Linked DNA regions of Mus musculus: region 2 is linked to region 1. Evidence: chromatin loops called from intact Hi-C (ENCODE). Cell type or tissue: heart. All regions are shown on one strand. Region 1 overlaps Rhno1 (RAD9-HUS1-RAD1 interacting nuclear orphan 1). Region 2 overlaps Itfg2 (integrin alpha FG-GAP repeat containing 2).

Region 1 (2,500 bases):
CTGGCCTTGAACTCAGAAATCCGCCTGCCTCTGCCTCTGCCTCTGCCTTTGCCTCCCAAGTGCTGGGATTAAAGGCGTGCGCCACCAACTGCCCAGCAAGCCCTTGGTTTTTGAGGCATGTTCTTTACTGCTGAGCTACCTTTCCTACTCTGTCTACAGTGAGCTTGTAATTCTCTGAATTCACAAGACAGCTGTTTGGTTATTTAAGGTTTCATGTAACTCAGGATGGTCTCTCTAGCCACAGGCAACCTTGAGCTTGGCATTCTCCTGCCTCCCCTCCTACGGGCTGAGGTCCTGGGCACGCTCCACCATATCCTACTTGGTTTGGCTTTTGAGAGGTTTTATGTGTAGCCCAAGCGTGACTTGAACTCCTGATCTCTTGCCTCAGTTGGGCTAATGAGCATGTGCCCCATGTTCAGCTGTAGCCATCTTTGCATGTGGTGCCTGCCCCTCAGCCTCCAGTGACCTTCCTGCTTTCTGCTTCTCCCAGCTCTCCTTCTACAGAAAGCCTTCTCTGACGTGAACCGTACTATACTGAGATGTGGCTGTTTCCTTCTAGTCAGCTCTCTCTTCTCCTTCCTTTCCTTCTTCCTTGCCATTGTCCCCTCTTTTGCAGTTCTGGGGACTGAAACCTAAGGCTTTGTGCATGTTAGGCAAGTGCTGTACCACTGTGCCTCAAAAATGGGGACCTCTGTATCATTGCAGGAACTTAGTACTCAGTACTGTGACTAAGTACTTGCTCATCTTTAATTCCTGGCATTTAGCATGGCACAATAACATGAGTTCAGCAGGTGCTCATTGAGTGAGTTTCCTTGAATATATATATGAATAAGATAATGTTTCTCATGGTGGTATAGGAAGCTGTTTTCAGCCGGGCAGTGGTGGCACATGCCAGCACTTGGGAGTCAGAGGCAGGTGGATTTCTGAGTTCCAGGCCAGCCTGCTTGGTCCATAGAGCGAGTTCCAGGACAGCCAGTGCTATACAGAGAAACCCTGTCTTGAAAAACCAAAAAAAAAAAAAAAAAAAAAGAGAGAGAGAAAAGGAAGCTGTTTTCTTTACAACCTGAGTCTGATTGGTAATTTCTGGTAGCCTTGTTAGCCTGATGTCATGAAGAATTGGGGGGAGGGTGTCACCCACATGATTTTCCCCCTCTCTCCTTTTTGTTTCTTCTTTCCAGGCATGGTTTGCAACTGGATCCTGACCCAGACCAGGAAGGCAACCTGCATCATGTGGTTACCAACTGCTCTTCATTTACCTATTGATGCCTCCCAAAAAGAGACGCAGACAGTCCCAGAAAGCCCAGCTGCTGTTTCACCAACAGCCACTGGAGGGCCCCAAACACCACTATGAATCTTGCCAGCAGCCCATTACCCACACTGTTCAGGTGCCCAGCAAGCCCATTGATCAGAGCACCGTCACTTCCTGGGTAGGTCCTGGCAATTCTTTGACCTTTACTGTGTTAGGGTTTTCAGAATACTGACTCTGAATCCTTTTGGAGCAGGGCCAGGGAAATAGTTACTGTTCCTGACTGTGGTATTGTCTTAGATATCCTCTTTTCTTCCTTCACACCAAAATATGCATTATATGGTATTGGAGTCTCCTCTGCCAGGTTCCCCTGAAGAGTTCTGATTGAACACTTAACTACCCAGTAGCGGGGTGAAGAAGCAAGAAAGGTGACCAACATGAAAGATTATTTCTTGCATTTTATATGACAAGTACTAGGTATTCTATGAGTTACTGAACCTTAGTGGAGAAAACTCCTTCCACAATGTCATGCTAATCCATGCAAATCCAGCACTGGGAGGCTGCAGCAGAAGGATCTCCAGGTAAAGGCCAGCCTGGTCTTCATGGTGAAACTGTCTACAAAAGAAATCCGTAAGCATTGAGTGAATAAACACGGGCATTAGATCCCAACAGTCACTTCCATGGGGCTGCCGTTCATTATTCACTGAAGACCTTCCTGCCAGGCCCTCCCTCAGCCAGGCGTTGTTGACAGTCAGTCTGTCCCTGCCCTCCTGAGGATCCTTCCGACCTGTTCTCAGGAAGTTTAAGGACGGGGAGTTAAACAAGCTATAGCAGTGTAGTGGTGATGAGAGAGGCCTTGTCTCCTCTCTTCCTCGGGCGCACCCTGAAGGGCAGAGCGATTGGATAGCTGGCCCAGGTCTCTTGCCTTCTTGTCATACCACATAGCTGGATGGGTGTCTGTCCTGTATTGTAGCGAGTCCTCACAATTCTGGACAAAAATAAAGGATCAGACACATTTACTCTAGCTGCTTTGCAGCTGGCTCGCCACCACCACCATCCTTTTTTTTTTTTTTTTTTTTTTTTTTATGCACAGGTGTCACCCCAGTTTGATAGAGCAGCGGAAAGCCGGTTTCTGATACACCGGAAGCCTCACCGAGACCAGGCAAGGCGCCCAACTCGGAGATCTACCTGCAAGTTTCCACGTCTAACCTTTGAGAGTCCACAGTCTTCCAGTTCAGAGACGTTGTTGCTATC
Region 2 (2,500 bases), 52 kb before region 1:
GAGTGTGTCTGTCACGCTCAAGTGTGCCCTCATAGCACACAATTTAGTTCTTCTCTATGAGTCTACTAGAAAATCATTTTCAGGCCTGTCAGCCCAAATAGCAGCGCTAACAGAGAACAGGCACTAGGTCTAGCCGTGGGTTATTAGTCATGAATACAGATGCGTGGTCTGTTTTGGTCTGTGCTGCTTCTCCTTGTCCATGAGTCTGTGTGATATCACTGTGGCCCCTCATTTGCCAGATGGGCCCACACTGATTATACTACCACGGGGGCAAGCCGGGTGGCTTTGACCAGAACAGACCTGTACTTGGGTTGTGATCCTGACACGTGACTTTATCCCTCTTAGCAGAAATTTCCCAGATAAAACTGAGAATAATGTTGACATCATCATAGTGTTGCTTTGAATATTAGGCAGAGTAAGTCAGTGATTGCCTGTTGCCCCCTTGGCACATGGAGAAATACCCTAATTTATAGTTTGCCACCCAGAGTCAAGTTCATGGTCCTTTATGTCTCTCCTGATGGCTTCCACTCCACCATCAGATCTTTTTTCTCGTTTCTTTTCTTTTCTGACACAGCATCTTGCTATGAGCTGTGTAGCACAAGCTGGCTTCTGCCTCTGGCCTCTGCAGCACTCATTACAGGCGTATGACACTACATCTGACTAGTCTCTTATGAAAATGGCATCCTGTCTTTGACCTTTTTCAGGGCAATGGGCTTGAGGAGGTGGTAGCTTGTGCCTGGGATGGACAGACATATATCATCGATCACAACCGCACCGTTGTGCGCTTCCAAGTGGATGAAAATATCCGTGCCTTCTGTGCAGGTGGGATGGTGGCCTCTAACTAAGCTCAGCTACTCCAGCTTAGTAAATGTGCCAGAAAGTGGTTGACTCACTCCTGTTCAATGTCGCCCTTGAAAGATGTCTTCATGCCTGAATGGGCTCCTTAGCTGTCACTAGTGGTCATGGGTGGGTGCCATGCTGCCCTCTTGACAGTTTGTTAGGAGGAAATTTTTATTTATTCTTACCTGTATGAGTGTTTGCCTGGATGTATGTCTATGTGCCGTGTCTGTGCAGTACCCACAGAGGCCAGAAGAGGGCACCATATCCCAAGACTAGAATTACAGACAATGGCTAGCTACCATGTAGATGTTAGTTAGGAATTGAACCCCAATCTATGGAAGAGCAGCCAGTGTACAGAGCCATCTCTCCAGCTCTAGCATGGTAGTTTGGAATACGAAGTAAAGCACAGTGTGGCCTCCATCTTTAAATACATAGAGGATGGGATGACTGGGAAAACATTTCCACCCGAGCATGCCAAGCTGAGGAAAACACTTCCAGGGTATTCCCCACAGTCCTCAGCTGCGGACTTTGAAAAGCAGCAGTGGCTATTTGGGTGTATCTGGCCACTAAAGTGACAATGGGCTGAGGGTGTTACTCGGTGGTAGAGCTGGCATGTACAAAGCTGTGGGCTCGGACTCCAGGACCCCACAATAAATGGAAGGAGTTGGAAAACACGCAGTTACCTGAAAGGTTGATGTGTGCCTTGGAAGAAAGGAACAGGCCTTCCTCTCTGACATCCTGTTACCTACCCCTTGCATTCGCACAGCTGCCTCTTTTATTCCAGATCACTAAGATGAGAAGACTTTGATGTCTTGTTCCTGTCCTCCTCCTGACACCAGGACTAAGCCTTGGTCTTTCTCTTCTTGCCCCCATCTCCCAGGCCAGTACGCCTGCAAAGAGGGCCGCAACAGTCCCTGCTTGGTATATGTCACCTTCAATCAGAAGATCTACGTGTACTGGGAGGTGCAGCTGGAGCGCATGGAGTCCACTAACCTTCTGAAGCTGCTGGAGGCTGAGCCCGAGTACCACCGCCTACTGCAGGAGCTGCGTGTGGGTGAGTGTCAACAGAGCCAGCGGGCCTGCGCCTGGGCGCCTGACGGCCTCTCACCAGTCTCTGCTTGGCCTGCAGATCCTGAAGATCTCCCTGCAGTCTGTACCCTGCTTCATCAGACTCTCTACCATCCGGACCAGCCACTACAGTGTACCCCCTCAAGCTTCCAGGACCCCACCTAGCTGGGCTCGACCACTTAGCTGGTGAAGGATCCTTCCGAGCCCCCAACCCTACCCCAGAGCGATCCATGACCTTGGAGGATGGGGAGTGTGTATTACAGAGGAAGGAGCAGAACTGGGTTCTCAGAGAGGATGGATGTGCCCCCCCCCCCCCCCCGAGAGCCTGTGATGAAGAGATCCATCGGTTGCCCCTCTGCTCGTGGCTCCTTCTCATGCTCCCTGCTCTCACTGCAGGAAACCGACTTGTGTGTGAGACAAGGCAGCAAACCTTTGCTATGTTCCAACACCTGAAAGGCTTCAGGCCTGAGGAACTGAGGGAGCATGGGGTGAGCCCCCCTCCCCCTGCTGAGTGCCGATTTTCACAGCATAGCTCCAGGCAGCTGACACTCGCAGTTATTGCAGGAATGAACGGCAGAGTATTTATTCTTTT

Evidence for each region. Peaks named below come from ENCODE experiments on the same cell type or tissue, not always from the same donor. Only the 100,000 strongest peaks of a DNase experiment are listed, where the experiment ranks them.
Region 2: it touches region 1 in a loop (2.1-fold over the local background); 17 of 42 quality-filtered maps call a loop at or near these places.

What each region holds. Positions count from the first base shown.
Region 1 is chr6:128,358,033-128,360,532 of GRCm38, reverse strand. Rhno1 (RAD9-HUS1-RAD1 interacting nuclear orphan 1) reads left to right here. Exons shown (of 3, transcript NM_001326585.1): 2 at 1,179-1,427; 3 at 2,340-2,500. The coding sequence starts at 1,263. Among named protein-coding and RNA genes, the nearest start is that of Tulp3, 3.4 kb to the right of the region's middle. In heart, a CTCF peak has its summit at 1,319 (motif pointing right); a DNase peak (open chromatin) is centred at 1,326.
Region 2 is chr6:128,409,887-128,412,386 of GRCm38, reverse strand. It overlaps Itfg2 (integrin alpha FG-GAP repeat containing 2), which reads left to right. Exons shown (of 12, transcript NM_133927.1): 10 at 705-822; 11 at 1,721-1,894; 12 at 1,970-2,500. The coding sequence ends at 2,073. Among named protein-coding and RNA genes, the nearest start is that of Nrip2, 11 kb to the right of the region's middle. In heart, no CTCF peak of the experiment used is centred here; a DNase peak (open chromatin) is centred at 1,076.